Regions from separate parts of the Mus musculus genome. Here region 2 is linked to region 1. A link is a contact called in ENCODE Hi-C or POLR2A ChIA-PET data. All regions are on one chromosome and are shown on one strand. The core of a region is the stretch at or near the end of the contact, and the rest is flanking DNA. Distances in the headings are between cores, read along the strand shown.

Region 1 (5,080 bases), core at 1,160-3,659:
AAAATAAATAAGAATCTTTAAAAATAAAAAATACTCGCCGGGCGTGGTGGCGTGTGCCTTTAATCCCAGCACTCGGGAGGCAGAGGCAGGCAGATTTCTGAGTTCGAGGCCAGCCTGGTCTACAAAGTGAGTTCCGGGACAGCCAGGACTATACAGAGAAACCCTGTCTCAAAAAACCAAAAAAATAAATAAATAAAATAAAAAAATTTAAAAAAATTAAAAATAGCCGGGCAGTGGTGACTGCACACCTTTAATCCCAGCACTTGGGAGGCAGAGGCAGGCGGATTTCTGAGTTCAAGGCCAGCCTGGTCTATAGAGTGAGTTCTAGGACATCCAGGGCTATACAGTGAAACCCTGTCTTGAAAAAAGCCAAAATAGGCAGCCATCTTCCAGTAACTCGCCAAAATGACGAACACAAAGGGAAAGAGGAGAGGCACCCGGTACATGTTCTCTAGGCCTTTTAGGAAACATGGCGTTGTTCCTTTGGCCACATACATGCGAATCTACAAGAAGGGTGATATTGTAGACATCAAGGGAATGGGTACTGTTCAAAAAGGAATGCCCCATAAGTGCTACCACGGCAAAACCGGAAGAGTCTACAATGTCACCCAGCATGCCGTGGGCATCATTGTCAACAAGCAGGTTAAGGGCAAAATTCTGGCCAAGAGGATCAATGTGCGGATTGAGCACATCAAGCACTCAAAGAGCAGAGACAACTTCCTGAAGCGGGTGAAGGAGAACGACCAGAAGAAAAAGGAAGCCAAAGAGAAGGGCACCTGGGTGCAGCTGAAGCGCCAGCCTGCGCCACCCAGAGAAGCACACTTTGTGAGGACTAACGGAAAAGAGCCTGAGCTGTTGGAGCCCATTCCATACGAATTCATGGCCTAATGTACGCAAAGAAATAAAATACCAGCACCAGGAAAAAAAAAAAAAAGAAAGAAAAAAGCCAAAATAAATAAAATAAAATAAAATAAAACAAAATATATACCCACACTAAAACCTGCTATAGTTAGTTCTCTCGTTAATGGTACTGTAGCCATAAGGATGGTTATAGACCGACGTAATGGATTTGATGTTCTAGTTGCTAATTCAAGCCTTTAGCCATATTTTATATACAGCACAGCCAATAAACCATGTCTGTTACCACAAAGTGATTGGTTTTCCTTATGTCACATCAGCTTCTGTAACCAAACAGCTCAGGCAGGCATGAGTCCCAATGAAAGCCTGATTCAGGTTGCTGGGCTTCTTCAAGGTCCTGACTGGCCATGTACTGTCATGACCTACGTGTCATAATAATGATGCTACTTTTTAAAAATTGAGCCCCCTCCCTTTTTTGTAGACAAGGGTCTGTTTATTCCAGGCTGTCCCTTAAACCAGTTACATCACCAGGGTCGGCCTTGAGCTTCCGATCCTCTTGTCTCCACCTCCTGAATACTAGGATTATAGACATGCCCCACTATGGTGAAGTTTATGTGGTACTGGGGATCAAAACCAGGCAATCATCCTATCCACTGAGCTGTTACAGTGAGAGGACACGAACAGATTTTTAAGAACTTATAATATGAACATCATATTATAATTTAAGAAGGTCATAATATGAATTATTTCAACAACTTATATTGGGTCATGGTGAGGCCCTAAATGAACATCATATGTATTATTTCATTTTGGCATAAAGCCTCCAGATACTGAAAATCCTTGCCAGAGAAAAGAATGCTAGTCATGGTGGTGTGGACCTTTGATCCCAGTTCTTGGGAGGTAGAAGCAGGAGGATGGGGAGTTCAAAGTCAACTCGGACTACATAGTGGGTTTGATGTCATGCTGAGACCTTGCCAGACAGCAACCATTTCCACCAAGAGAAACTACAAATTTGAATCCAGTTTGTACGTGTGTGTGTGTATGTGTGTGTGTGTGTACATATATACTTTTCTTAAAAGACTAAGAGAAGGAGGAGAATGATAGACAGACAGACAGACAGACATCTTGCCACTGTGGTTTCTAGAACCTGTAACGATTGAGAGCCTGCTCTGGGCCCTAAAGCCAGAAAGAGCAAACAAAGCTGTGTTTCATTCACTCCAGCAGGCAGAGGAGATACAGCCCTGGAGCTTATTAAATACGTGGGGGAAACATTAGTTCTGTTCTTTAGGAACCACAAAGTATTGAAACTGTGGAGAACCAGAGATTCCGAGGTGAGGAGGGTGAGAGGCGAGGGCCGTTCATCCTGTTTCTGTTTTGGTTCCAGGGAAGTCGCGTTTCCATTGCATGGCATGCAACTAGATATTTCCTCCGTCCTCCGTGGCTGGGACCTGGCACACACTGTTTCCTGGCAGTCGAAGAGCGGCAAGTCCCAGCAGCGAGGTCAAAACCATTTTTGGAGCCAAAGAGCAGCATTCCTTTACAGTTAGTTAGCTTTACAACCGCCAAGGCCGCTCCTGCCATCCTGGTCTAGAGCGACACCTACCGGCAACAAAGGGAACTGTCCCAATTGCCCAGACCTGTGAAGATTCCCTGTTCATATAGATTGTATCCCTCACTAATTACAATCTATTTGATGATGTCTTAGGGTTTCTATGGCTGCGTTGAAGTATCGTGATCCAAAGGCAGGTTGGGGAGGGAAGGGTTTATTTGGCTTACATTTCCACATTACAGTTCATCATCGAAGGAAGTCAAGACATGAATGAACTCAAGCAAGGCAGGAATCTGGAGGCAGGAGCTGAGGCAGAGGCCATGGGGGGACGACACGACTGTTTACTGGCTTGTCCCATGCTTTCTTATAGAAAGGACCACTAGCCCAGGGGTGGCACCTCAATGGCTGGCTTTCCCCCCATCAATCATGAATTGAGAAAATGCCCAGCTGGAAGTGGTGGTTCACACTCTAATCCCAGCTCTTGAGAGACAGAGGCAGGCAGATCTCTCTGAGTTCAAGACCAGCCTGGTCTACAGAGCAAGTTCCAAGACAGCTAAAATGACACAAAGAAACCTTGTCTTGAAAAAAAAAGTAAGTCAAAACAAAACAAAAAAGAAAAGAAAAGAGAGAAAGAGAAAGAAAGATGCTGTACAGGCCTGCTTACAGCTCAATCGGATGGAGAATTTTTTTGGTTTTTTTTTTCTTTTTTCTTTTTTTTTTTTTTGGTTTTACGAGACAGGGTTTCTCTGTGTAGCCCTGGGGCTGTCCTGGAACTCACTCTGTAGACCAGGCTGGCCTCGAACTCAGAAATCCACCTGCCTCTGCCTCCCAAGTGCTAGGATCAAAGGCGTGGGCCACCACCACCCGGCCGACATTTCTTTATTTACATTCTCTCCTCTCTAGGTTGTGTCAAACTGACATAAAACTGTCCAGCGCAGGGAGCATCTAGAAATTGTCCCTCTAGTGATACTGCAGGGGCTGGGACCACAGCTAACTGGAAGACTCTTACCATGCATGCCTTCAGACCTCAACGCTGACAAACAAAAACTGTATCGCCAGGTGTGGTTGCACATGGCTGTTGTCCCAGCACTGGGGAGGCTGTGTCAGGATGGTCATGAGTTTGTTGCTAACACTGGTTACCTAGTGAGAGTTTGTCTCAATAAAACAAACAAACAAACAAACAAAAAACAACCAGAAAAACTGATATGTGCTTTAAAGCATTTTTGGTTTTTTGTTTTGTTTTTTTTGAGACAGGGATTCTCTGTGTAGCCCTAGCTGTCCTGGAACTCACTCTGTAGACCCGAGTGGCCTTGAACTGACAGAGATACATCTGTTTCTGCCTCCCAAGTGCTAGGATTAATGGTGTGCACTATGACATCCACAAACTTACATAAATTCTCTTCCTTCCTTCCTCCTCTTTCTTTCTTTCTTTCTTTCTTTCTTTCTTTCTTTCTTTCTTTCTTTCTTTCTTTCTTTCTTTCTTTCAAGACAGGATTCCTCTGGGTACTTGCTGGACTCATTCTGTAGACCAGGTTGGCCTCAAACTCAGAGATCTGCCTGCCTCTGCCTCCTGAGTGCTGGGATCAAAGGGGTGCGCCACCCTACCTCACACCCGGCTAAAAAATTTTTTTATTACTTTATGTGTATGAGTGTTTTGTCTGCATGTATGTCTGTGCACCATGTGTGTGCAGAGCTCTCAGAACACAGAAGAGGGAGTCTGAACCCCTGATACTGTGGGTACAAACAGTTTTGAGTCACCATGTGGGTGCTGGGAATCAAACCCAGGTCCTCTGGAAGAGCAGCCTGTGCCATCCCCAAGGCATCTCTCCAGCCCAAAGATATGCTTGTATGTAACTTGTGAAATGAGACACACCTAACTCCAGGCCTTGGTAGTGACTGTCTTGAGTTCTACATGAGTTGCTTGTCTGTCGGGAGCAGGTTGCTTGGCTATGGGTCAGCAGGGAGCTGTGTCCTCTCAGAGGGACATGGAAAATAGTAAGAAATAACAGAGCTGGGAATGGTGGCACACGTCTTTAATCCCAGAGGCTTTCCTATCTCTGTTCAAGGGCAGCCTGGTCTATTTAATGAGACTGTGTCTAAAAACCAAATAATGGCAAAAAGAGCTAAGGGATAAAGAAAAAAATAAAAGAAAGAATGGGGTGCCCAGTGAGGAGTTGTCTCGGGGTACAGTTACAGGCAAGTTGGCCTTTGACCTCCACACACACCATAAATAAATACTGCTTTTGTTTGTTTGTTTGTTTGTTTGTTTGGAGACAGGGTTTCTTTTCTCTGTATAGCTCTGGCTGTCCTGGAACTCACTTTGTAGACCTCGAACTCAGAAATCTGCCTGCCTTTGCCTCACTTTTATTTATTTTATTTTTATTTTTTTAAAGATTTATTTGTTTGTTTGTTTGTTTTTTCGAGACAGGGTTTCTCTGTACAGCCCTGGCTGTCCTGGAGCTCACTTTGTAGACCAGGCTGGCCTCGAACTCAGAAATCTGCCTGCCTCTGCCTCCTGAGTGCACCACACCCAGCAAGATTTATTTTTTTTTTAATTTATTTATTTTAAGTACACTGTAGCTGTCTTCAGACACCCCATAAGAGGGTATCAGATCTCATTACGGATGGTTGTGAACCACCATGTGGTTGCTGGGATTTGAACTCAGGACCTCT
Region 2 (5,080 bases), core at 813-3,312, 140 kb before region 1:
CGCGGATGTTCCCGAACTGCTGCTGCCCGACTCCTTCCTGGCTTTGTGGATGCGGGGAAAGACCACTGCGAATTTGGGATCTGGAGCTGGATCCTCGATGGCTGATGCATCATTAGAGACGGAGCTACTCAGAGCCTGCGGAGGGCTCGGACCACCGCCAGGGAGAGCTCGCGGCGTTCCCCGGAGCCCCACCAGGCGACAGGCCAGGCGCAAGGCCAACCAGCGCCGTGGCCCGGGCACCCTGCCCCGCGCCTCGAGCGCCCTCTCGCGGCCGCGCTCCTTACACTCCCGCGGGCTCGCGGCCCGCGCCTCTGTCCGACGTCGCTCTACCCGCAGTCGCAGCCAACGCAGGAAGCCCAGGGCCCGCGCCACGCGCTGCAGCCGCGCCTTGAGACCCACGCGGATGCCACCAGCGAACTGGGGAGACGCGCCGGCTGGGGGCCTCGGACGCAGCCTGCGCAGCACTACGAGCGCAGCCAGTGGCGTCCGGTCCCGGGGCCCTGGGTCCCCTGCACGCGATCGCTCTCTGGCTCCCGCGTCGCTCTCTCCCGCAACCACAAGCGCCTTTCTCGTCACCTCTCCGACCTGGAGGAGCTGAGCCCCGGGAGCCCCCGCTGTCTCAGGCTCGGTGCCCAGCAGCTCAGCCTTTGGCTGTGCCCCGACATCACTGGTGTCTACAATCGCGCTAGAGTCCTGGGGACTCTGAGAGCCTCTGGGGACGCTGGAGGCTGCAGCTTCCCTCCCCAGCTCTATCTCCTGGGACTCAGGGATGCCACTTGAGGTTCCTGGGATCTTCTGTGGGAGATGTCTGTGCCCAGCCCACCCGGGGCTCGAGTCTGTATCTGTCCGGGAATCGTCACTCGCTCTTTGAGGCCCCGTCCCCGACGACCCTTCCTTGCTCTGGAGCTCCAAGGCGTGTCCTTCGCTGCCTGGATGGTTGCTGCCAGGGCATTTGCCCTGTACCTGAGTTGAGCTGGGTCCTCTGATTGGAGCGCCTTCTGACCTGGGATCCGAAGGTTCCATTTTGGGTGGCCGCTCCGGGGCTCCACCGCCCTGGCTGCTGCTGTCCTGGGCCTCGCGGGCTTCACTGTCCAGACACGAGCTGCCACCATCCCCGCCCGACGTGTCCCCATCCCTGCCAGGAGTCTCTCCGTGACCTCGCCGAGTCAAAGGTCCCCGATCCTTTCCTCTCCTGCGGCGGCCGCGTTTGCCTGTCCTCACTTCTTCCCTGGGGATTCCCTGTTCCTCCGTGTGCTCCCCACAACTGTCCCCGGAGTCACGGCTCTCCGTGGGTCCGTGTCTCAGACGCTGCGAGCTGCTCTGCCTCTCCTGGGTCTCCTGTGATGTTCTGCAGCGGTGGTTCCCCTCTCCGGTGTGCTTCCTCTGGCCTCCAGCGGTCCCCTTGCCTCCAGTGGCCTCGTGCTCCGTAGCGGGCTTGTTCTTGCGGGCTTTGCTGCGGGCAGGCCTGCGGTCCGGGCTTGGGGCGCAGTCGGCGCTGGCGGACCCAGACTCCAGCTCGGCTGAGGCTGGTCTTCCAGGTCGAGGCCGGCGGTGGGGCGCTTTGCCCTTACTTCTGCCCATGACTGACTTCCCGATGTCCTGATCCTTTTGCCTTCTGATCTGATCTGACTGCCCATGGGTGCCCTGAGGCCTCGGTTGCTATAGATGCTTTCTGCTCCTGCAGGGTTATGGGCTCAATCTGTCCCCCTCCTGGAGTCTCCCCTCCTGGGCAGCATCATCAATAATGCAGGAGGCAGCGGGTCCTGACCCGGTTGGTCAACAATGGAGTGGAAGCGGAGGAAAGAGGAGACGCTGCCGCTGTGGACAAAGGCCATGGACAGGGCGACGACGCCATGACTCCTTGCCAGGCAGGTCAGCCTGGCACTAGGCCAGACTGAGGAGCCAGGCTCTACTTCAGCCTCACTACCGGCCTGCCAAGAGGGGCGGAATGAAGTTGTTTTACATGGGGGCTTCTCCAGGAGACAAGGGATTGTGGCTATGGGACTGGGCAGGGGACACTTGGGCGTTCTCTTCTTTTCCGTTGTGAAATATAACTTACTAAAAAGTGGATATGATACGAGTATATACCTTGAACTGTGCACACTTTTGGACTGAAACTAGACTCATGGGGGACAGGAATCAAATCCCAGACCTATAGAAGAGCAGCCAGTGTCCTCCAGCATTGCTCTGCTGGCTCTCCAGCCCCAAAGGAGTAGTACCGTTAGTTGTCAGGAGATCTTCCTGGATCTTTTCCCTACAAGGCTGAGGAGGGCCCTGTGGATTCCAGCCAAGTCCTCTGCTAACCGAGTTACATGCCTAGCCCTCCCCACTGCTTTTTCTTTTATCTTTAAAGATATATTTATTTATATGAGTACACTGTAGCTGTCTTCAGACACAACAGAAGAGGGCATTGGATTCCCTTCAGATGGTTGTGAGCCACCATGTGGTTGCTGGGAATTGAACTCAGGACCTCTGAAAGAGCAGCCAGTGCTCTTAACTGCTGAGCCATCTCTCCAGCCCCTCTCCCCCCACTGCTTTTTCAATTAGCAATAATCACGTCTTCGATAAACCTCATTGGCTACAATACTGCCACCCATCGAGAATACTGTGCAATGCTCTTTCATTCAAAAGGCTTGCCTACAAGGTATTTATTTATTTCATGTATGTGAGTACACTGTTGCTGTCTTTGGGCAGACCAGAAGAGGGCATCAGATCCCATTAGAGATGGTTGTGAGCCACCATGTGGTTGCTGGGAATTGAACTCAGGACCTCTGGAAGAGCAGTCAGTGCTCTTAACCACTGAGCCATCTCTCCAGCCCTTTTAATTAATTTCGGTACAGGGTTTTGTAGCCTTGGCTGTCCTGAAACTCTCTCTGTAGACCAAGCTACCCTTGAACTAAGAGATCTGCCTGCCTCTGCCTCCAAAGTGCTGGGATGAAAGGCCTCCCCACCCTGCCTGGCCCCGGGGTTTTGTAAAACACTTAGTTTCTCTCCTCTGTCTTTTCAGTTGTTCAGCATCATGACGAATTCATGCACTGTAGTCTAACTAGTTGCTATTGATAGATTTTTGTTTGTTTTGTTTTCAAGACAGGGTTTCACTGTACAGTTCTGGTTGTCTTGGAACTCACTGTGTAGACCAGTCTAGACCAGCTGGCTGCCTGCCTCTGCCTCCTAAGTGCTGGGATCTTGGTGGATTTTTAGTTGTATTTCTTTGTGTGTGTGTGCGCACCTGCTCGCACGCCTGCATGCACCTGCACACTGTGTACTCTCATACCACAGTCCTTGAGTGTGATCAGACAGCAGCCAGCTTACAGGAGTCAGTTCTTTCCTTCCAACCTGTGTGGCCTGGAGACTGAACCCAAGTGGTCAGGCTTGGTGGCAAGTGCCACTGAGCTAACTTGTAGGCCCTTTGGTGGATATTTATTTACCTTTATTTTAATTTTTATTTTTTGAGACAGGGTCTCTCTACATAGTACTGGCTGTCCTGGAACTCGCAATGTAGACCAGGCTAGCCTGAACTGCCTCCCAAGTGAGCCTGTGCTATCAAGCTCCTTCTGATGGTGTTTCTCTCTCTCTCTCTCTCTCTCTCTCTCTCTCTCTCTCTCTCTCTCTCTCTCTCTCTTTCACTGAAGTTTGTGGGCTGTGGTACTGGCACAGGCCTTTTACCCCAGCACTCAGAGGTAGAGGCAGGTGGATCTCTGAGTTCCCAGCAGGCTGGTCTGCAGAGCGAGTCCTAGGACAGCCAGAGCTAAACTGGGGGAGGGGGGTGTTCCTCAACCAAGTAGCCAGGTGTTCCTGCTACCAACTATGCCCTAATTGCTTGCACCCACCAGGTCATGTGCCTCTGTATTACTACAGAGGAGTTCTCATAAAGGCTTTTCAGGGGTGGCCTGTTGAGGGGAGGTTACCCCTCACTTGTGTTCTACTAGGAAATCCAATAAACCCACTCGTTCCCCCAGGGTGAACTCTGGCAGATAAGGTCTCAGTTTGTTCCTGGGACCTTAGGAGGAGGGACAGACAGACAGACGCTGCATAGTCACCCCTACTCCTGGAAAGTTAGCAACGCTTGGTGATTCAAATACTCTAAGAGGGAGTTCTCTGAACCTCTCTCTCTCTCTCTCTCTCCCTCTCTCTCTCTCTCTCTCTCTCTCTCTCTCTCGGCTGGAGATGGACCAGAAGCACAGAGAAGCACGGGTCCTCAGGTTGTTAAAGTGAAGACGAAACAAGGTGTTTATTAAAAACTCAGTTTTACTTGAGGTGGTTAAAATTTATAATTTAAAACCCAGCCCACTACAAAAGAGGGTGGAAATAAAAACTGTGCAACATTGGTAAAAGGGTCAGGACAGACAGACAGACAGGGCCCAGGAGGGGCGGCCCCGGTGGGAGCTCCCCTCTCCTGAGGCCAGGAGCAGCAACAGGAAGGTGGCCAGGGCACTGGCAGCCCCTGGCCCGGCTTGGGCTGGCAAGGCCCTCAGTAGTGTGTGATCATCCCACAGCCTGGGTGCTGTCCCAGTCATTCTGCTGTGGAAGGACACAGACAGTAGGTCAGGACAGTAGGTGGGCAGGGAAGGTGCCTCCGTCATCCACCCAGTGCCACTGAGGGTGATCTCCAGGGCTCACGTGGCCCTGGAGGCCTGTTGGGCCCTGGAGGGGTGGCAGTTCTTTTAAGGACCGCCTTCCCATCCCTCCCTGGCAGCAGGCCCTCCCCTCCTCTGGAGTGCCCACAGCCCTACCTTCTCCATTGCTGAGCCTGCAACCCACAGCCACGCGGTGAGGATGCCAATTGCCATAGCTCCTGAGGTGGCAGAGACAGGGAGTCACCATCCACGGGTGGCCTCATCCCCCATGTCCCCACATTTTCCCAGTGCTGCAGTGACTTACCTCCGGTCCCCCTCCAGCGTGCTCTGGATTTCCTTTAGGACCCCTGCTGGGTAGGAGAGACCCAGTGAGGCCTTTGGAGGCCGAGGCCAGACACTTTCTCCTTTACCAGTGGGGTCCCTGAGAGGCTTGTCCCTGGCCCACAAAAAGCATTCCTGGCTTCCTCTGGCTTTCCAAGCTTTGCTCTGTACCCCAAGACATG

What was found. Hi-C counts contacts between places; a loop is a spot of excess contacts on that map. ChIA-PET counts read pairs that join two places held with the same protein, here RNA polymerase II (POLR2A).
Region 2: a map of heart shows a loop between it and region 1 (8-fold over the local background). The contact joins the promoter of Myo15b here to the enhancer-like site in region 1. A Hi-C loop is called at or near these places in 8 of 37 maps with a recorded cell type or tissue (Patski, gastrocnemius, heart and 1 more). POLR2A ChIA-PET finds 5 or more read pairs at or near these places in 3 of 5 experiments (Patski and embryonic stem cell).

Annotation. Positions count from the first base shown.
Region 1 is chr11:115,720,134-115,725,213 of GRCm38, reverse strand. Gm42096 (a long non-coding RNA gene) reads left to right here. Exons shown (of 2, transcript XR_880315.1): 2 at 2,243-2,558. It also overlaps the pseudogene Gm11703. Among named protein-coding and RNA genes, the nearest start is that of Gm42096, 4.2 kb to the left of the region's middle. Within about 2 kb of position 2,409, at least 2 of the 3 ENCODE cell types and tissues checked have a DNase peak (open chromatin) inside an H3K27ac peak, as active enhancers do; they include gastrocnemius and heart, where a contact is called at or near this core.
Region 2 is chr11:115,854,907-115,859,986 of GRCm38, reverse strand. Myo15b (myosin XVB) reads right to left here and starts at 2,062. Exons shown (of 64, transcript NM_001384233.1): 1 at 1-2,062. The coding sequence starts at 1,581. Llgl2 (LLGL2 scribble cell polarity complex component) reads right to left here. Exons shown (of 26, transcript NM_145438.2): 24 at 4,882-4,924; 25 at 4,734-4,795; 26 at 4,207-4,521. The coding sequence ends at 4,514.